Regions from separate parts of the Mus musculus genome. Here region 2 is linked to region 1. Evidence: chromatin loops called from intact Hi-C (ENCODE). Cell type or tissue: heart. All regions are shown on one strand. Links, peaks and the distances in the headings refer to the core of each region. The heading gives the core; the rest is flanking DNA. Region 1 holds the start of Lrch1 (leucine-rich repeats and calponin homology (CH) domain containing 1). Region 2 overlaps Lrch1 (leucine-rich repeats and calponin homology (CH) domain containing 1).

Region 1 (11,275 bases), core at 2,301-10,300:
AAGTTTTTAATAGTTTTAAAAGTCCTCTGTGCCCTGACAAGGAAGAAATCAATCAACAGCAGAAGAGAATATGAATAGGAAGGGGAAGGGTATAGCTAGCAGGGCCTGAATGGATGAATAACCCCACTACGCACGGTGAACAAACACGCTAGGGTGACTATGTGAACACAGAGGTGTATTTAACAGAGCATGGGTAACTTAACAGTGGCTACAGCACCAACTGGTCGACCCTAACTAAATTCAGGGGTCACACACAAGAAGTCATAGAATAGAAGGGGAAGGTCCCTGGGAAGAAAAGGTTCAGGCAGAGAGGCAGAACAAAGGAGAAAGTAATGAGGTGACCACAATCTAAATACATTATATCTATGTGCAAAATTCTCTTTAAAAAAACATTAAAAATAATTTTTAAGTGACAAAAAATATCAATAACCAACAAATCAATTCTTTAGACTAGGTATAGTTATACAAGTTTTTGTTGTTTTTTTGTTGTTGTTGTTGTTGTTGTTGTCTATTTTATTTTATTAAGATAGGATTTTTCTCTGTGTAGCCCTGGCTTTCCTGGAACTCTCACTATAGACAAGGCTGGCCTTGAACTCACAGAGGCAGAGCCTCTGCCCCCCAAGTGCTGGGATTAAAGGCGTCACCACTGACCAACATTGTGAAAGAAAGAACACAAGGTTTAAGAAAACACATGTGACAAGGCCTGGTAGCGTATGCGTTTGACCCCAGAACTCAGAAGGGAGGCAGGCAGGTCTGAGTTCAAGCCCAGCCTGGTCTACAGGATGAGTTCCAGGGAAGCCAGGGCTACACCGAAGAAACCCTGTCTTAGGGAAGGGGTGGTGGATTCAAATGTCTCGCTCTAACAGTGAAAAAATCTTCATGGCCAAAATTATGGCACAGAGCATGTTATCAAAACCAGGTTTCATTACCAAGTTCTGTATGGATTCCAAGGGCTCATATATGCTCATATCCAAGGACTCTGCAGCTATTGGGGAGGCGGTGGAGGGAGTTGGGTAGAGGAAGTCAGCCTGCTGCAGAGAAGCTTGCCCCCAGATCTTGAATCTTCACAGACACTGAAAAGAGGTAGAGTTAAGGCAGGCAAGATGACAGTCCCACCCACTGACAAATTCCAGAGCCCTCATAAAAGCTCTGGGCTCTGTCACCCCAGTAAAGCAGGAGTGGGGTGAAAAGGGGCTCTGTCACCCTGTCACCCTGTCACCTGCTATTAGGTGGGGTGAGAGGATGTGACCAGAAGCCAGACCTAAATATCCTCTCTCTTCTTTTAATGACAGGTTCTCCCTCCCCATCCTGGATTCATCTTTCCCACCAGAAAATGCTTCGTGGTCATGTCTACCCACATCCAACCCTGCAAGCCCTGTCAGGCACCCTCCCTCCACTGCAGGAGGCCTCTGAAGGCTGCACACAGTGCCGGTGCTGTCTGGACATCGATTGTCCCGTGGGGCTCCTCCGGTGGCTTCCTGAACCCTTTACACTTGGCTTTTCATGTCTTACACTTTGCAGCTTCACTTCCTGGGGCATGCCGGGGGTAGGGATGGCACAACGGTAGAGCACTTGCCTCGCATGTTCAAGCCCTGAACCTTTCCACCAAGTCTCATACAGGCTCCCAGTTCTCCACCACCTTGTGATTAACCCAAACCATCTTTTCTCTTTTCTTTTTTTTTTTTAATTTTCTTTTTTTTAGATTTATTTATTATTGTATGTAAGTACACTGTAGCTGTCTTCAGACACCAGAAGAGGGTGACAGATCTTATTACAGATGGTTGTGAGCCACTATGTGGTTGCTGGGATTTGAACTCAGGACCTTCAGAAGAGCAGTCAGTGCTCTTAACCACTGAGCAATCTCTCCAAACCCTCTTTTCACTTTCAGTTTTGAGACAAGCTCTTACTAAGATGCTGGACTGGCTCTGAGCTCACTTTGTAGTTCAAGAAGGCCTTGAAACTGTGATCCACTTCTCTCAGTCCCAAGAGGCTGGGATCACAGGCCAGTTCTATCGGGTCCAGTCTCAGTGAGTAGTTATGCCACATGGTTAGACAAGCTCTCCATTCCCCATTTAGTCTTGGTAAGACACTCAGAATGACAGACTCCACCACTCGGTCACAACACCGACCTTTTGGTCACAACACCGACCTTTTTTTTTTTTTTTTTTTCAGGCACGGTCTAATGTACAAACGGATATCCCTAATCTCCTAGCCTTCCTGTAACCCTCAGGTACAGGCCCTTGCCAACAGGCCTGGCTAAACTATTAATTTCCAAAGTCCTGTACATGGATTTTTTTATTATTATTTATTTTCTAGAGCCTCACACAGGAGGCCACTCTCAGATTTCTTTCCTTTTGAATCCAGTCATATAAACACCCACTTTGAACTCCTCCATCTGAACTGGTGCTATGTGATAAATCAACGCTAGCGGGGACGGGGGTGCTTCACTGACATGCCTTTGTCTATTTCTTCTCATCAGACCCAGTGTTGTGTTTCTGTCTACACTTATGATGGTCATCACGTACTCTTGTTATGAGCAACCTCAAGTCCATGAGAATCAGTGCCTGTGTTTGGAAAACAAAGGTATTGCATGTATCCAAAAAACCCCTCTTACTCATCTTGCAAGATAAACTGTTTTATTTTGTTTTGTTTTCTTTTGCTTTGTTTATCTCCCATCCCTTCCTCAAACCAGAGTGGGACCTCACAGAACAGGTGAAGGGATGAAGGTCTATGGAATGAACCTTCAAGAAGCCTCCCAAATTCTACTCTCTCCACGGTTGCCCTCTGCCCAACAGGCTTCGGTCAGGACACAAACACTAGAGAGAAGCCTTGAGGACTCAGATCACTGGTCTGTGTCTCAGCAGGGGTATGACTTTAAGCATGTAACCTGGCTTCTCTCTACGGGGAGATGATGTTCCAACTGTGCTCCTGACACAGACTTCACAGTTAGCCAAGTAAGTACCATGCCCACATCAGTTCTAATCCAGTCTAGGATAGTAACGCCTCTGCCACTGTCCCCAGCTACTTCCCAGTAAGCTTACTTACTACAGGACTGCCTGTCTTGGCACAAAGCATGCTGTTTTGATTGAATTTCAGGGAAATAACAGCCTAAAAGTGAAATTAAGAAGGTCTTTGTTTTGGTTTTGGTTTCTTGTACTACTGAGCAGTTCAGGGCCTCTCATCTCTTACTTTACATCTCTGTTCAGTTGGGCTGTGTGGCCCAAGTATGTGGTGCTGTCTGTAGAAATAGCTGCTGGAAAGGCTAAATTTTACAAGACACAATGAAACACATAACTTAACAGAGAGAAAAGGCTCCCCACTACCCAAGTAAACTTATGAAAGGGTCTTGAGGATCGTCATAGTCCATCCTTAGATGTTTGAGCCCAGGAGAAGCCACTATCTGTATGGGATTTATTATTACCAAAGGTTCAACATCTCCCTCAACTCCCTTATGTGTAGGAAATGTCAACACCCCCCACGGAATGTCTTTATTTTGCTTTGTTGCTTTCACAAGTAAAGAATAATGCTCAATTTAATACACTCTTTGGGGGATGTGGGGGTGTATAGGCATGAAGAATGAGTCAGGGCCGCCTTAACCTGTAACGGAGGCTGGCCTGGAATTTACTACTAAGTCCAGACTGGCCTCCAACTACTGGGCTCACAGGCAAAGTCCCCGTGTCCAACCTAAGCATTTCTGGAGAAGAGAGGAATACTCACTCACATGTGTGACTCAGGTCAAGGCAAGCAATCCTTAACACATGTGAATGTTGAAACTTTTACATAAAACAACAGACTCTTCAGCTACTGTTTTTGTTTTTGCTTTTGTTTTCTTTATGGTATTGCCTTAAGTGCCCACAAACGTAGCTGACATTCTTTTGCCGCTGCTGCTCCAAAATAGTAACTGTTTTAGGGTGGAGAATTAGCATGAAGCCTCTTACTTTTGACTACTTAAGGATTTTAGGAGCATTAAAATATATGTAACACTCCTAATGCCTGGACACCTGCACACCCCACCGCACACAGAGAGAACAGGAAGGAAGGACCCTTTCCACACAGTGTCAACTCACAGAGGCGGTAACTGAAAGATGAACACCTCCCTCCACTACTTTTAAAGCAATGGTATTCTCAAAGACATGCCAGCACAGCACACATGCCAACTCTACCCAACCTTGGGAGGAATCATGAGTAATACTGAAGTGTTGGAATAACTCTAAGCCTGCTACTGAATAGCGCGAACACGTTAGCATGGGGCATTCTGATTCTCCATTCTGCAGTACACAGCCATTCTAACTATGGCAGATGGGAAGGAAAACATGGGGTGACTTTTTAAGGTTAATGATTCAGGCGACTCTTAGAATAACTTCTACTTGAGAAGCTGTAACTATGAGGTCCTATCAAGAGCCTCTCCAGCTGTTGAAAACTGAGTTCTGGAATTTCCCCTCTGCTTACCCATTCCTGACAATCCTTAAACCCAAATATCACCGTTTAATGACTCCAGAGGAGTGCTTCTAGCCTCCAATGGACTCAGAACTCCATCTAAATTTTCAATTGGTCTCCTGATTAAATGTTTATGGAATTAACCAGAAACCTAGCCTCCGAAAGCCACAGCTGGCTCCCCTGCCCCGCCCCCTAGTCTTCCTTTATAAGTAGCTGAAGGACCCCATCTGAAAGCCAAGCCATTCAGAAGCCTAAGAGACCTGATGCAAGTCGGAAGAGACAACGACAGTCGTGAGGTCTAGGCAATGGCACAAAAGTGGGGCACCCACTGCCCTGGGAAACGCTAGGCGCTCGCTGGGGTACAAATCGTCCCGCAAAGAACAGAACAGGATATGGTCGGAAACTTAAGTCAGATCTGCACGGATTCCCAAGGCCCCAACCCTCTTCCACCACCCTCCTTCCTGTTTATGGGTCCACTCCCACAACTCCGACTACTAAAGGGAAAGCAGACATCTCCAAAATATGTCAACACATGACACAACTTGAAGAAGCAGGCTGCTCTGTGGCGCGGGTTACAACTTGCCGGGCTCACACTGGCAAACAGGCTCACTTTAATTACTTTTCATTTACTATGCCACGCTTCCCCTCCAGGGCCCCCGCAAAGACCGGGGTTAGTGAGAACCGGGGAGCCCCGGTGGAGGGAACCAAAATGTGTGGGCGGAGAGCCAGACACCAGCCTCTGCTCGCACAGGCGCAGAACCAAGGTTGGCACCGCCTCTCTGGCTGCAGCAAGCCACGGTCGCGCGGCGCGGAGGCCGGGGCCCCGACACTACGCGGAGAGGACAGGGCTAGCCGACGGCCGGCCACCTTTGTCTGGCCTTCCCCACCCACCAGGACGCAGAATGCTTCCATGTAGAGGTCCACGACTTGGTTCGTGTTCTGGACTTGCTCGCGGTCGCCCGAGATGCCCCCACTTCCCGCGCGCCAGGAACAGCTCCTAGGCGCATCCCTGCGCTCCTGCACCACGGTCGCAGGTCGCCGGGGCCAGGAGGACCACCGTGCCCGCTACAACCACCGTGCTCGTTGCAGAACCCGCTCCTGCCGAGCCAATCTAGTAACACATTCGGGCCCGGCGGGAAGGAGCGACAGCCCGGCTCGCACACGCGTGGCCAGCCCCGGCCTTGTCTCACCTGCCCGAACCGTGTCCGAGAGGTCATGTCCCGGGGCCGTAGTCCTGGGAAACTCCTTCAGCTTCCTGGCGCTCAGGTTCAAGCCCCCAGAGTTGGCCGCCTCCTCCAGCGCGCGCTCCAAACCACGGTTCAAGGGCAGGTTGAAGCCGGTGCCGCCGGTGCCTCCGTGGTGCTGGTGGTGTTGGTGGTGTTGGTGGTGCTGGTGGAGATGCGGGTGCAGGGCGGTTACCGAGAGAGCGGGCGCGAAAGCTTGGGGTTCGCTTCCCGGCGTCGCCATCTTCTCCCGGTCCCCCGCCCCGCCGCTCCTGCGCGGGGTCACAGGTTTCCCCGGCGGTCCCGAGTCCCCGCAGCGCTCCCTCGAAAGCCGCGGGACTGCGGGAGGGGCGGCAAGCGGCGCAGAGGTGGAGGCAGCAGTTCGATCGCCAAGGTTTCCAGCCGGGGGAGCCAAGGGCTGCGGCGGCGGCAGCGACGGCAGCGGTGGCGCGCCTGTGTCTGCTCGTGCTCGCGCCCCCGCCCGCCGCTCCTCCTCCGCAGCTTGTTGGCGCTCCACCCCCGAAGCTGGCTGGAACTGGATGCACATTCTGGGTGACTTTCTCTCCAGCCCGACCCCTTGTAGTTTACACATCTGCGGGCCAGGGTATTTTGTCGGTTTCGTTTTTGTCTTCTGGGATTTTTTTTAAGCCGTTTATGAAAACCCAGGCGAGGCGGGAGACAAGATTTGGAATACAAGGTCACAGGGAGGAGAGTGGTTCTGGTTGATTGATCCAGAGTTGCCCCCAAAAGCAGTTTTTCCACTGTGGGTTTACCCTCACGGACGCCCCCTGGCATTTAGGTGCTTACCATACAAAATCTCTCACTAAATCCAGGAAATCTGTGAGTGGAAAAATTGCTTCCTTCAGCGAGAGGAAGTTAAAGCGAGCCGCGATCACCCCTGCAGAATTCGAACACGCAGCCCACAGTCACCAAAATTTTGCACCTTCACTACAGACCACAGGAACAAGAAAGACTTCAGGGCAAATAGACAAATCTATAGAGGAAGGGCTTTGAGAAAGGGTAATTTTTATGATAAAATACCCAAATTATTACTCCAAGCGTTAGAACGCCAAAGACCTAGTGATCACAAAGGTCATATCTTAAACCTAAGCCTAGGTACTATGAAATGTTCCGGGTGCGCCACCTTCTTATTCATGTGAGGCATGGGAACTGAACTGTCTGATTGCAAACAAATCTTCTGCCATGGGTTGACCTACAGTGGGCGCCTGAGCCAGGCCTTGCACCCCATGGAAGAGCCAGAGGACCTGTGTCACCTAAAGCCACCCAGCTGGAAGACTGATAAAGCCTCCATTCCCTTCCCACACCTTAACAGCCTGGGACCCAAAGCTTGATAGTCTCTATGGAGTGACTCGGCTTGGAGAAATGAGGCTGGAGTGAAGTATGGACATGATACAACTTTATCATACATACTACAGTAATGCAGATCTGTGATAGTCTAGGCAGCCGCGTGGACCTAATGACTTCTTGGGCTCAGCACTAAGTATGACATGATCTATGTCACTTGCATGGACTTCGCTACAGGGCTACCCCTTAATTCCTGAGATTCCAGGCTGAGAGCAAATCCTACTTATTCCGGAAGAAACAGGCGCCACCTAGTGGTGTGCCGCCCTCACCCCCCACCACCTTCCTCCTCTCTGGCTCCACTTCCTTCAAGTCTCTATGATTTCATAAACTGTGCCTTAAGCTTAGTTTTGTTTTCACCCTGTTCTGTAGGCGGTCTCTTCGATCTGTTGCTTCCTTTGTGGTGTAGAAGCATTTTCATTTCATTCAATCTTGCTTGACAGTTTTTGTAATCATTTCCTGTGAGCTTAGGGCTCTTTTCAGAGAATCCTTCCCAATTCCTGCATCATGGAGGGTTTTTTCCTGTTTTCCTTTGACCATTTAAGGTTTTTGAGTGTTATATTAAGTGCTTTGATCCATTTTGAATTGATCTTTGGGCAGGGCAAGATACAGAGATCCAGTTTAATTCTTCCACATGCAGAATCTAGCTTTCCCAGCGCGATGTGCCAGAGACCTTCTTTTCTCTGGTGTGTGCTTTGGGTACCTAGTGAGGTAGCCTTAGGTGCAGCTGCACTGATTCATTCCTGAATCTTCTGCTCCTTTGAGTTACGTGGTTTTGTGGCAACACCATGCTGTGTTTCTTCCTGCAGTTCTGTGATACTTAGAATCTTCTATTGCCATTCCTCCAGCCATTACCTTTTTTGTTCAGTATTGTTTTGACTACCCAGCATCATTTGAAATTTAGGTTGTCAATATCTAGGATGTTAAAAGAATGACAGAAAAATATTAAACACCCAAGAAATCTATCCAGTCAACAAATGGGCAGATGAAATGAACAGACACTTCTCAAAAGATAAAGTACAAATAATTTAAAAAAAAAAAAGATGCAAAATATGTTCAGAGTCCTTAACCAGGGGGAGCTGTAATCAAAACTGCAATGAGAATACATCTTACCACCAGATAAAATGGCTAGCACTAAAACAAACAGCATCGGATACTGATGAGAATGAAGGAGAGGAGGGGAAGGAAGACTTAGGTCCCTTTAGCAATAACATCAACTAGTATAGCCACTGTGGAAATCAACATGAAGGGTCTTCCAAAACTAAAATAAAGGTAGAACCACATTCTGATATTATATTATATACTGTGGTGGAATATTGAAAGATAAAGACAGAATGCCAGGTGCAGAAAATAAAAAGAAAATTAAAATAAAAAAAACAGAACATCTGTATAAAGAGTTCTGATCCAGCTGCAGCATTCTAGAGAATACACCCAGAGGAGCCTAAGCCAATACACTACAAATACACACACATCTGTGGCTCTATGGACAAGTTATAGAATCAGCCTGGGCATCTGAATAAAGAATAGGCAGTATTATATACACAGCGGAGTTTTGTTCAGTCATAAGGAAGAACAAAATTGTGTCATTTGCGAGGAAATGGATAGATCCAGAGTTCAGCATACTGTGCAATATATGCCAGACTCAGGAAGACAAATACTCTAACACAGAGAGTTGATGACCGAGAAAGGGGCCTATCTGGGAAGAGAAGGGGGACTTGTTTGATGGGACACCAGAGAAGATAATGGGAGGAGATATGAGAAAAGAACATAGCTAACTTTAACAAAAATGTCATTATGAAAATCTACAATCTTACACAATGAACATGCACTGCCCTGCTTTGCTTTCTAATGCTGTGATCAACGCCACGGCAAAAAGTAATTTAGAGAAAAAAAAAGGTTTACGCTTAGAGCTTAGCCATCCTGAGGAGAGGTCAGAGCAGTGGCAGGAGCTGAAGCAGTCGTTGGAGGAATGCTTCTTACTGGCTGGCTCCTCACAACTTGTTCCTCCTCCTCTTTTATACAACCCAAGACCACCTGCCCACACAAGGAACTGACTACAGTAGGCTGGGCCCCCCCCCCACATCAATCATCAATCAAGAAAATGCACCCACAGACTTACCTACAGGCCAACCTGATGGAGGCATTTTCTCAATTGAGGTTCCCTCCTCCTAGATGACCTTCTAGCTTGTGTGAAGTTGCCCCCCCCCAAAAAAAGCAAGCCAGCAAGCCTATACACTAATAAAAGGGTCTAACGTGACTTTGAAGTTACTTAAGTGAAAACATATTTACATCATATAAAAATTGATCTTTCTTTTTTCCCCTGTCCTCAGTGACCTTTTGCTTAAAATCTAGCAGGGAGATGAAGACTATTGCCCCCATCCCCAATGGACTACAAACCTAGGTCAGAACAAGAGGTAGACTGAATACACCCACCACAACAGGCATAAATAACTTCTTTTAAATAAAAATAGATTTAAATTTAAAAATCCTTTCTTAGAGGAGCAAAGACAATGAGTGTATACTTTGGATAAATATCCAAGTCCCCCCTACCGCCCCCCAGTGTCCTGTCCTGTCCTGGTCCTTGTAGTCTCTTGTATCTTGTGCAGATTTCCAACCTGCAAACTCTGTAACCAAATCCTCTTAGCCTCTCTCTCCTTCCCAGTATCTCAAAACCTACAGTATTCTGCATGTAAAGGCTGCACAATGTCTCATAGCAAGTTGCTATTTGCTGGGATAGCTCTAAAGTTTTAAATGATTTTTTTCTGCACAAAAGGAGGCGCTTTTTCTTCAAACTGAGAGGAATCCTTGCCTCTTGACACTAATCCTGAATATTTCTAAAAAAAAAAAAAAAAAAAAAAAAAAAAAAAAAAAAAAAAATCAAGATATGCCATGTGTCCTTTTGGATGGCTCTCATGCCGCTTCATTGTTTCTTCAAAAGCATGGACATGTCTCTTTTGTTAGATGCCCTGTTTATTTCATTTCTCCTAAAATTGGAGTCCTCTCCTTGTCATTGAGCATATAAGGTCTGTTAGGAGGGACTGTGTTGTGTCGTGCGGCTATTGCTGTTTCATTGGGAAATGAACTCACAACCATGCGGATCACCCAGAGGATCCTGACTGAGTTCCCTCCCAGGGTCTGGTGTCTCAGGTTCTCATCTCTGGTTTCTTTGAACTGTCTAGTAAACAGTGAGCTCTCCTGGGCTCCAAAGTTGGCACTCCCAACCCTGTAGCCTCATTATTTAACTATCCAAGAACTAAAAACACTCAGAAAAAAAAAAGTCAACCAAACATATACAGATTGTTTTTGCCCTTGTCATCCTTCCTGAAACAATATTATATTGGGAACTATTACACATGAATCAGATATTACAGGGAATCTAGAGAGAATTTAAGGTGAGTGGCAGGCTACAGGACTTCAGCATCTTCTGGACTCAGTGTCTGCAGGGAGGTCATACATCTAACCCCCCATGGAACCACTCTATTTGTAACATATTGTCTACTGAAACTCACCAAGAATTCTCTTTGAGTAGAAACCCAAAATCCAGTCCGTGTTCTATGGTCCCCTCTGCTCAAAGCTAACTGGACAAGAAGAAGCTGACACCATGCCCAGCCATCCACAGCCAATGAGGTCTCCCATCAATCTCTGGGTGAAAAATCAATCAAAAACACGTGGAGACCATGATCAAATCAGAACAGGCATTTGACCCCAAGATCAGCAGAGTTCAGCCTTATTTACATTTATTTATGTCAGTGTCCTCTAACCTCTCTGCGTTGGTTTCCTCATTCAAAAGAAAGAGGAGGAGGAGGACGAGGATGAGGAGGAGGAGGAGGAGGAGGACGAGGACGAGGAGGACGAGGAGGAGGAAGAGAAAGAAGAGGAAGAAGAGGAAGAGGAAGGAGGAGAAAAAGAAAAGAAAGAAAAAAAAAAGAAGCCAGAATATTCCCTAATGAACACCACCCTTTTCTGGTCACTCCCATACATGTTCTCAGTACCAAAGTATTCTCTTTGTAATATATCTGTAAATATTTGTCTTAAATACCTGTAAGTGATCAGGGCATGTGTGCTCACTAGCTTTCAAGGGCAGGGATTGGGCCTTTTGTTCTCATCCGTGTCTGGATGAGTCAATAAATCATGTTGCCTGACTGAGATCTTTCAGTTTTGCAAAGCAGCTAAAACCATCAACACGGATTTCTCTGAAGATTATAAATATAACTATCTTGACATGTTTCAGACATTTGGCTCGTGTTCCAGAC
Region 2 (11,275 bases), core at 1,595-9,594, 79 kb before region 1:
AATTCTCTGCAGAAGACACGCAGATTTTCCTGTGCCACAAAGCAGGAAATCTACCCAGAAAACACGCTGTTTCCGGGCGAGTTCAGCTCAGAAAATCCCATGAAGTTCACAGAGAGAAAACCTGGCCGTGTAGTCTCCCGACTACAGTGTTTACAGTGCAGGCTGTTTGCTGTCCTCGCCTCCTATCTCCTCCATGGTCTCCCAGTGTGGAGGAGCGAACGGTCAGCGGCTTCCTCCCATTACTACTTCTGAGAGGATTCATCCACAAAGCTTCTCCAAAGATGGCGTTAGTCCTAACCGCTGAAGGGAAAAGCCTTAATTCTTGCTCATTTTAAATTGGGTCTAATATCTTGCTATTCGGCTCTTTTTGTTTGTTTGTTTGTTTGCTTGCTTGGTTTCGGGGTTTTGTTGTTGTTTTTCCTTTTGGAGACAGGATCTTCCTATGCAGGTTTAGGGTGGCTTAGAACTCACAACCCTCTTGCCTCAGCTGCCACTGTTAACCTTTCAACCACAGGGCCTGCCTTATCGTACCCATCTGAAACTATTATGGCTGTGTTTGGTTTGAGACAGAGTTTCATGTAGCCCAAGTTGACCTTAAACTCTCTACACAGTAGTAGGTGGTCTTGAGCTTCTGATCCCCCTGCCAGGTTCAAGGCAGGGATTGGTATATCTGGTTTAGAGGTTTGTGCAGAGCTCAATGACCCTCAGACCTCAAACCCTGGGCCTTGTGAACACTAAGCAAACGTGCTACCAACTGAGCTATCTTAAACATGATGTTTTTAATTTATTATTCTTTATATACCTTTTCAATGATCCTTTAAGGAGTTTATATATATATATATATATAAAACAAAGAAAATTCTAAGCCAGTAGTTTCTCAAGCTTCTAAGGCTGTGACCCTTTAACATAGTCCCTTATGTTGTGGTGACCCCCAACCATAGATTATTTTAATTGCTATTGCATAACTATAACTTTGCTACTGTTATAAATCATAATGTAAATATCTTTGTTTATCCATGGTCTTAGGTGACTCTTGTGAAGAGCTGTTCAACCCCCAAAGGGGTTGTGACCCACAGGCTGAGAAACACTGTAAGCTGTTGACCATGGGTATCCGCCATGAGCAGGTCTTCACTGCACCCAAATAAGTCGACCTTCATATCCACCAAGCTACTGACAACTCCCCCCGCCCCGTGCCATAAGCTCCTGAATTTCTAGATTTGTGTCAGTTTCTACATTAGAGGGTCAGAAATCTACACACAGCCTAGACTCTGCCAACGCCTACACAAAAACAGCTGCCTCGGTCAGCAGTGTGGAAATTAAAACAAAACAAACAGTCTGTTGGGGTTAATTAACTTCATGATGAATTATTTACACATCCGTCCAACATTTCCCAAGTATATGCTCTCTACAGAAATAAAAAGCCACACACATTCAAGGAGCTTAGCCATTTAAAAGAAAACTGAGGCACGATCACAATAAACCATGGGGGATATTCCAAACTACGCTTCTAATATGACCGAAATCGGGGACTGGAAAGAGGGCTCAATGTTAGGAGCCTGTACTGCTCTTCCAGAGGTCCTGAATTTGGTTCACAGAACCCATATTGGGGCTGACAATCTAATGTAACTCCTGCTCCAAAGGACAAGCATTGTTCATACCCACACACAGACATAGACATAATTCAAAAATAAATAAGATCAATATATATATATATATATATATATATATACACACATAAGTTCTAAATCAGGCTGAGTCCTGGCTGTAAGGTCAGATACAGCTGGTGAAATCTGTCTAGCACTTGGCAGATGCTCATGCAAACTATAAGTGCCTTCAACTTATGGGTAAGAACAGGCTTGGGTGGCTTGCCCAAACCACAGTGGTAATTCCACAGCTCCCCCTAGGAGACCATCCTTCTTCATGGAATGATGCCAACAAGACCAGGGCAACAAATCAATCTTCTAGTTTGATTCGTCCAAAGTACAACCAAAATGTAGCCAACATGGTCTCTGAGCAAGGCCATAGGGAAGCTGAGTCATGTCTCTAGCAGTAACAGAGAAGCACTGGGCTTGGTAGGTTTTCAAATGTATGGCTGCGTTTTCTCTATGCCTCTTAGCATTGTTTAATTCCCAACCTTGTTAGTGGAAGACAGAAAGAAGAGTACAAAAATGTGGATAGGCCGCCGCCTTCTCCTCTGAGCTCCATGTATGTTCTAGAGCAAATGAAAAGATGCCTAGAAAGGGCAATAAGCCTGCACTGAGCTGTTTGCACTCAGGGTATCAGGTTACAGAATAAAGTCCAGTCCCAGTGTTTCATGTTACCTGAAAACCAAGCACTAAACCAAGGAAGAGAGGGAAGAGGGCAGGAAGGCAGGAAGAAAACCTGAGAACCAGGCTTGGATGATCCTGTCCCAGCACTCAGAGGCCAGCTGTGGGCTACAGCGCCTACTTTCTGTGCACCCCCCCCCTCAAAAAAAAAAAAAACAGAAAGAAGAGGAGGGTCAGAGAGAGGGCTAAAGAATGGAGGGAGCAGAAGGGAAGGGAGAGGAAAGGGAGAGGTCAGAGAAAGAGAAAGGAGAGGGGAGAAGAGGAGAGGGGAAGGGAAGGAGGCAGTCCAGAGAAAGGGGAGGGGAGGGGAGAGGTGGGGGGGGGGGTAGAGAAGAGAGGAAGGGAGAGAAAGTAAATTTAGGACTTAGCTATAATCAAAGGCACAGGACAGAAAGCAAACCCCTAACCTAGGCTCCTAACAGAAGGCATCAGAGCCCAAGCAGACACCCCCAAAGTCTGAACAATAAATGTTCTCCACTCCAGAAAAAAACAGGAAAAGCAAATGCTCTCTAGACATGAAGCAAAGGCTAAGAGGGCAATTCACTTGTTAATCTCCAATGACAAAATCTAAAAGCAAACGGTACACTTTGGTGAAAGACTCAGGAAGACCTGAGCCATGCAGAGATAAACAGGCTTTGCAAGGGACCGTGAACTTGGAGGGGTGATTTGTGTTTGTTTTTTGGTTATTTACAGTTCTTGGGCTTCTATAAATACAGAGCGGATATCAGTGACTCCATTTAGGGCTGTTTCCCTAAGTAAAAACCTCCCTAGAACCTCTCAGCCTGTTGGCATGTTAGAGTCACTTCAGAAGCCTGGGGATCACGACTGGAGCCATGGGGATTCTTGTGGTATCCATATGATGCCCCGACAGTCTACAGGGATGGGGGAAGGGCAATGAGCACCCCTGCCCGGTCCCACCATGGAGAACAAAGCCACTACTACAATTTTGAGCCAATTTTGAAACAAGCATTAATTAAATACTGGCCAGGATGATGGACTCTGGCCAGGTCTATTCCGGGGTTCCCAGAAAATGGCCACGAGTCACATTTTACAAAGGCTTATAAAAGCAAACCCATAAAGCCAGGTATTTCCCACCACATCCAATCAGGGGCAAGCATATATCCTGACATATGTCCTGCCTCTGTACCTCCCACCTACATGTGATCAGGGACATCTGGTGAGGTTGGGTCAAGCTGCTTTGGGGGGCAAACACTTCTTATATAAATAGCCCTCAGCATTTCAGGGTGTATCTGTCTTAGGGCAAGTGGCTTACAGGTTAGAGGTATTTTTGTTTTATGTATCTCTTAGGCATAGTAAGTACTTAAAATATAACTTTGGGAAAGTGTGTGCCCAGAGACAGGGCTAATCTGGAGAGGATGTTGGTTTGGACACACAGAGAGTCCCATAGCAGGATCCAAAGGTGGGGCTGAAAATACTGCCCAAGTTGGAGTCAGCCCTCGCTGGATCTGAGCCTTACTCCCATTGTCTTCTCAGCAAGTTTCCAATACAAACCGGGCAACAAAAATCTAACCAGGAATGAAGTTGTACATATTTTGAAAGAGCCACGGACATGGAAAACTAGATTTTCTCCTTCCTTTGTTGACATGTGCGCTCCACACCAGGTGTCTTCCTCCCTTGCTGTCCACCTACTTATTTTTTGGAAAGACTCCCCTCCTCCCCTGGTCTCTATTCTGGGCTTATTTGGAGCTGGCCAGGAAGCCCCAGGGAGCCTCTTGTCTCTGCCCACCCCCTACACACCTTATTTTTAAAGTAGGTGCTGGGATTGAACTCACACTTGCACAGCAAGTACTTCTGAGTGACCCATCTTCACAGCCCCCTCTTCTTTCCCTCCTTAACAATAACGAGCCAAGGCAGATGCCTCTGTAATTCCCAGTAAGGTTCAGACTAGTAAAAAGCAGAACTAATTCCCAGCTGTGTGAACAGCCACCAAAGCTTCCTGAGAGCCCTTTCTCGGCTCAGCCTCAGAAGCCGAGCTCTCGGAAAGATTGACTGTCCATCTGAGTAAATCTTGTAAAAAGAAAAAACATTAACTGGCCCATTTTTGAGCCTGGTCAGTAGACACTCCACAGCCTTGTGAAAGCTACGTGACCTCTGATCAGGTCTTTAACACATTTTCCAAATGAAGGGACGTCTCCTGGGTGCCTTTGTTCTCCACCCAGCCCAGGCGGGCAACTGCCCTTGCTGGAATCCCACCCTGGGGTCTTGCTCTGCAGTGAAGAGTCAAGTACACACCAACACAAACACACTCGGGGCAGCAAACCGGCACCCCTAAGACACGGTCTGCCCACATCCGCTACTTAATTGAAGTATTCACACGAAAGCCAAGCAGCCAGAAATAAAACAATGAGGATCACGCTGCCAAAGCAAGCATTGCAAATCCCTAAAATAAAGTGGCCAAAAGAGTAAAAATAAGCAGGGTAGAGAAGGAAAACAGTATGTGGAACCCAGTGTGCAGTCAGCAAGATTGAGCGGAGGGACGCTGTTTTTGTATAAAAAACGGAAAGTGGTAGTTCACGAGGAACGGGTTGAATCCCTTGTGTGCCAGCAATAACATCCGAAATCTGCAGCCACTAGCATCCTCCATGTACAAGCTCTGATGGGCCAGGACAGCTGGGGACCTTGTGGACCATATCCTGGTGGTCAGAAGAAAAGTCCCACTCTTGGAAATCACTATCATGAGCCGGTTCAGGAAAACCAAGCAAGACCATAAACATACTACCATGTAATTAACTTCAGAAGCCAGCATCCCCTTCCTAACCCAAGAGGGTTGCAGCCTCAGACTCCCAGGAGATACCTAAAGAGCCCAGATAGTACTGAGCCCACCTATCCTTTTATTCTATATGTGTGCCCATGATAAAGTGGAATTTACAAACTAGGCAAAGCAAGAGAATACCAATAAGGGGAGAGAGAGAGAGAGAGAGAAAGAGAGAGAGAGAGAGAGAGAGAGAGAGAGAGAGAGAGAGAGAGAGAGAGAGAGAGAGAGAGAGAGAGAGAGAGAGAGAGAGAGAGAAGTAGAACAGCTTCCATAACAAACTGTGATAAAAGCTGTGTGGCTTTGGTCTCTCTATTGAGGGGGAAGGCTTATGTTATTTTTGGATCACAGCTGACTGTGATTTTTGGATGAACAGTGACTGAGACAAGATAGTTAGGAACTACTGTGTCAGTACCAGCCATGAGGTCCTGTCAACTGGGTGAGATGTGTGCCCGTCACAGGGAAGTGCAAAGCCCTGGCTCACTTGCACCTAAGACCTTGTACCTCCAAATGCTCTGGAAAGCTCTTTCCACTTTGATATTGTGGCTTCTCCTGAGGACATGTTGGGTGGTGGGGTGGCCTAGGGTCACCACCCTTCTCCAATTAGTTAGGCCAGGTCTCCTCTATCTCTCCATCTGAACTTCCTCGCTGCCCCACAAAGCCTTCTAGCTGGGAAATCTACTTCCTATCACTCTCCACACACATAAGAGTCCAGCCCCATGATTCAACACTCACCACAGGAGGGGCATTAGAATAAGGGAACAAGGCTCCAGGCAATGTTGAGTCCTGACTCTGAAGATTTTACCACCAGAGACTTCGAGGAGCAAACAGGCAGAAATAGCAAGCAAATTCCTAAAAGCCTGGAGAGAGTCCAGCTCTCAGGCACATATCTCTGAGATCCACCAAGAAGTAGGTCTCTCACTGATAAGCTCTCAAAGCTTTATCTATCACAACCATTTTCTGTCCCATAGTTTCTTTTTTCCCTTAGCACACAGATAGCTATTTAGTTGTGTATGGTGTTTGCGTATTTAACTTCATAAGTTCTACGGCAGTGAGGCCCTGAGACACACAGCTAGAGCTCTGTGAATGTTGCTGAATGAATGCAATGTCAAACACGGTTGGAGAGCAGGTTCTTGGGCCACCCAGTGTAAGTAACTTCAAGCCCTGTCCCTACCACTTGGCTCAGAAGACTTGGAAAGGACAGATCTGCCTATGCCTCTGTTTCTTTACCTGTAACATGAAGACAAGAATAGGAGCTGCTCCAGAATTCTTGAAAGGGTTGGACAGGGACATTCAGAGTAAGCCCTCAGAGTGGTGCCCACAGGGAGCAAAGGGCTCTAGGGAGGATAGAGACAAACACGTTGCCCTGTCTTATTCCATTAGATAGTAAGAAATAAGGTCTGAGTTACAAGTAGCTTAAGATTAAACTGGCAAGCATATTTCATATGAGATACCAGCAAACTAATTATACTTTTTAAAATTAACTATGCATATATATATATATATATATATATATATATATATATATACATATGGGTATATGTGTTTTATTTGAGGAGAGGGTGTTTGAGACAACGTCTTATTATTTAGTCTAAGCTGGCTTTGAACTTATGGATTTCCTGCCTTAGCTTTCAAAGTGCTGGGATCACAGGTACATGCTGTGGTGGCTGGCCAAACTAATTATGCTTCTCTATAATGAGTGGGGGGAAAAAAAATCTTAAAAATCATTTTGATGGCTTCTCTGTCCACTAAATCGCACAACAGTTTTCTGTCCCGCCATCCATTGCTCAGTCTACCTATCCCTCGGCTGGCTCCTCATGCTGCTAGCCATGTGCCAGACTGGCTCGCAGCAGATACTTCTGGGGAGTGAAATGATTCAAAGGGAACAGATAGCAACAGCCCGAGCTCAACTGGCTACAGCTGACCCTGGGAGGTCATGGCTCCCAAGAGGACAATCTCAGCGTGGAAAGGTGTACACAGCTCAGTGGGGTGCGAACAGGTGCACACAGGGGCACACAGGGGCACAGGTTGCTGTAGGAGTGAGCTTTCTCCAGATGCAGAGGAGCCTGGGATTGCCTGGTAGGTGCAGCATAACTTGGGGCAGCTGCTCAGTGGGTGAGGAGAGGCGAGGAGACCGGATTCTCTGAACGCAAGGAGGAGTGTGAGGAGGCTCCAGCAGTTCTGTGGGGGATGGGGGGGGGGAGCAATGTGAACGGTGCCAGGGAGGAGAGCACATACATCAGGCCTTTCCCCATCAAAGATAAAATTATTCCCCCTCTTAAGAGATCAATGAATTTGGAACAGAAGGTGTCAGCACCACTTTAAATGGTTCCAAGACAGGGACATGAACCTTTTCCTTTGATGTGGAGAGAATTTCAGGTTAACTAGCGACTCAAGAAACTCAAGTAATGGCTCATGTCAAACACGAGAAACAGTGACGCTAGCAACAGCATCTTGAAGTGGAAATCACAGGAGCCTCAGAATTGATCCCACATGGGATCAATCCCATCAGTAAGAAGAATCTCTAACAAGCAAAACGTCAAGAAGTGACCACTGCGCCCATTTCAATCTGCTCCTTAAAAAGACGAAGGGGGGAAAAATTATTGCCACCAAACCCCTCAAAGATATTACCAGTGGTACTCCCATGCAGATAGAAAAGATTTAAAACTACTATAACATACTTAAGTGTAATATCCTTCAGAAAAGAAAAATTTTATGTAAGACTATTTGAAAATCTATAGCAATTTCCTGTGTACATAAAAGTAAAAAAATGTATCATTAATGACATAGTATAAAAATGTTCAGCATTAGCCAGGCAGTGGGGGCACACACCTTTAATCCCAGCACTCAGGAGGCAAAGGCAGATGGATCTCTAAGTTCAAGGCCAGATTGGTCTACAGAAAGTTCCACAACATCCAAGGCTACACAAAGAAACCCTATCTTGGGGGGAGGGGGAAAGGCTCAGCACCATAAAAATTAAAATTAAAATTTCATATATATGTTCTTAGAAAACAAATCATCTTAGGAATTTTTTTAGATAGCATACAAAATAATGAATTTCATTAGGGCATTTTCATATATACACTGTTTGGTGAAATTCAAAAATCATCTTGGTAACCATTTGGATGAAATAAGACTTTAAAATTTCAAGTGAAGTTTAAGAAGGAGGGAGATAGGCAATAAAATAGCCTTGTCTGGTTTGTAAAAACTGAAGAGTTACTTGATAAATATTGACAGTGTGCTTACCACATGCCAGAAATAGTTCTACACAGAAGGCAAGCACAGCTGACGTCATCCACACCCCAGCCTTCCAGAACTGACATTCTAGGGAGGCCAGACAAACCAACCCCGCAGGTAGAACCAAGGACAGAGAGCCAGAAGCCCCACAAGCACAGGGAGGGCTGGGATTTTCAAACCCAGTGACCAGGGAGGAGCTCACACGATCAAGAGCTACAAAGATTAGCAGACGTGTCCCAGGACACCTAGGAGCCAGATGCTTTCCTCCAGTGAAGGGTCAGTGAGTGCCCTAGCGTGGGGACAGGGTGGCAGATTGAAGGGTCACTGGGGAAGACCGTGTGGGTTCTGGCTGAGAGAACCCATGTAAGACAATAAGAACATGGCACTCACGAGGTGTCCAGTGACCTGGGGATTCCAACAGCTGCAAATATCCAGCACCCACTATCCCTTGGAGTGTTTAACCAGGATCTAACTCGTTTTTTAAAGGACTCTCATTAGAAGTGTATTCAGCCTGCAGAAACCAGGACAAGGAAAGAGTGCAGTTAAACTGAAGTGCTAGACGGACAGAGGAACGGACAGACGTAACACACAGTGGTCAGGCTCAGCTCGTGCCTTCTGTTGTGCTTTGACTGTGAAATGCCTCCCATAGCCTCATGTGTTTGAACACGCCGACCCCAGGCTGGTGTCACTGTTTGGGAAGGCTGTGAGACTTACAGCGGGTGGACCTTTGCTGGAGGGAGTGGGTCATTGAAGACAGATGTTGAGGTTTTATAGCCTGATTCTACCTTCCTAAAGGCAGATGCACATGACCAGCTGCCTCCTGCTCCTTACACCACGCCTTCCCTGTCATGGTGGGACGGAGTCCCTTCTAACTGTAAGCCAAAATAAGCCCTTCCTTCCTTCCTTAAGTTGCTTCTTGTCAAATGTTGTCATAGCAACATTAACAACAAGAAAAGTGAGCAACTGAAAGCCTAGCTGGCAAGATTTGCTGACATAGCTCTGAGAAAAAAAGAGTAGCCAGCTGTGAGTTCTGCAGGAAAGCAGGGAGTGACCACCCTCAGGAGTCAACCTGGGCAGGCACCTGGAGCAGGTCAAGGTCATTGGAGAGTTGTTTAGACGTCCACTACATACACAGGTAAAGATATGAAGCAGAGAAGCATGCAAGGTGAGAACTTGGGAGACAACATTTGGAGGGCTGTGGGGACCTAAGTGGCACAGTTAAGATCTCTCTCTAGAGAAACCACCAAGGAACTTGGTGGAAGCATGAGAAGAGAGTGGAGCACTAGGCCCTGAGTCACACAGGGGCAGGGCAGTGCAGAAGACGAAGAAACGGTCTGTGGGAGAAGGGAAGCCTCGTCTAATGGGACAAGTGTTTAACTGAAGAAGTTTCTGTTTTGCAAGATGCAGAGTCCTGGACACTGCCTACACAACAATGCGATGCACTTCATACTCCTGGACCTTGCAAACATTTACACTAAAAATTTATTTGTTTCTTAGAGAACTGTCTATGTAGTTCTGGCTGTCCCAGACCTCACTTTGTAGACCAGGCTGGCCTCAAACTCAGAGATCTACCTACCTCTGCCTCCTGATTAGGTCACCATGCCCGACTCTACAGTAAACTTGAAAGTGCAGCCTATAGCTATTCTACCACAACCAAAAACTTTTAGAAGAGAAGTCACAGTGGGTTTAGGTAAACCAAAATAAAATGGAGCAAAAGGGGCTTTGGATAGGGAGGAAATGCGTCAGCATGTTTGCATGCTGACAGGAATAGCCTTAGGGAAGGGAAACACACTTTAGAAGAGAAGGAACAGAGCTGAAGAGCTGACAGGCCTAAGTTCTAAAGCAGGTAGCTGGTGGTGTGCCCTCCCCAGGTCCACTGATGGTCCTCCTTCAGCATGAGAGGCTAGCTAGTGGATACAGACACAGATGTGGATAACCGAGCTTGTGACTGGTGAGGACAGAGAGATGTTCCTTCTGAGGTCCGCCGACCCAGTTAGCTGGGAGTGTAGGAGATAGAGAAGCTCCCAAAACTAGAAGGGGAGTAGTGAAGTAAGAAGCAGTCAACAGAGAGTGTTTGGGCAGAGATCACAGCAGTACAATGCAACATGGGTTATCACATGAGTTTACGGATTAAACATGAAACCGTGCTGATGGCCCAGCCCCCTGAACAAACTGTTATACAATTAATTCACTGCAGTCTTTCGGTCGGACACATTCAACCTCAGGACTTTTGCTCACCAGCAAGCTCATCCTGGGATCTGGGAGTGCAACACAGTCATATGACACTTGCCTTTACTGAGCATGTGTAAAGAAAGCCCTGGGTCTAACCCCCAACCATGATGGGGGATGGGGAGATAAAAGTAGGGGAAAAAAAAAAACCCTCCCTCTGGAGATCATGGAAGGTTGCTACTCAGTAGTAGGTCATGAGTACTGAGGGGAAACCTGTAAGTGCCTTCCCACTCCAGCAAAAACCACTGCAACATTCCCACAATCACACAGTCATTTACTGAGATGTCATTTATGAGACACATATGCCATGTTAGTATATACGGACATGAGTGAGACTTAATTTATAACCTATAGTAACACTCAGACTGATGGAGAAGGCAGACAGTCAAACAAAAGAGAAAGTACAGAGAGTTAGAGGGACATTTCTAAACATGGTAAAAATCCTGCTTGGTTGACAAAGGTTGAGGAAGGTTTCCAAGAAACATGGACCTGTGTGTGGATGAGTCTCTGGACAAGTACCTGGGAGCCTGCCAGGGCAAGCGGAGTACTCCTTCTTGGATCACAGGCACAGCCAGGGTGCAGAATGGAAGGACGGGTAGCTCTCTGAGAAAGCATTACTACCCCCCCCCCCCCCCCCGAGACCTAAGATATTCATCAGGGATGCACAGGGGAACATCTATATACATCCTTGAGGAGAATCAGGGGAAGG

Evidence for each region. A loop is a pair of places that touch in the nucleus more often than their neighbours do. Peaks named below come from ENCODE experiments on the same cell type or tissue, not always from the same donor. Only the 100,000 strongest peaks of a DNase experiment are listed, where the experiment ranks them.
Region 2: it touches region 1 in a loop (6-fold over the local background); 11 of 42 quality-filtered maps call a loop at or near these places.

What each region holds. Positions count from the first base shown.
Region 1 is chr14:74,941,757-74,953,031 of GRCm38, forward strand. It overlaps Lrch1 (leucine-rich repeats and calponin homology (CH) domain containing 1), which reads right to left and starts at 6,121. Exons shown (of 19, transcript NM_001252132.1): 1 at 5,628-6,121. The coding sequence starts at 5,904. In heart, for the core only: CTCF peaks have their summits at 6,164 and 7,283 (motif pointing left); DNase peaks (open chromatin) are centred at 5,175, 6,145, 6,885 and 7,225; H3K4me3 peaks cover 3,219 bases; H3K27ac peaks cover 2,559 bases.
Region 2 is chr14:74,862,993-74,874,267 of GRCm38, forward strand. The region is part of intron 1 of Lrch1 (leucine-rich repeats and calponin homology (CH) domain containing 1); the gene reads right to left. Among named protein-coding and RNA genes, the nearest start is that of Gm52135, 50 kb to the left of the region's middle. In heart, for the core only: no CTCF peak of the experiment used is centred there; DNase peaks (open chromatin) are centred at 4,769 and 8,529; H3K27ac peaks cover 4,634 bases.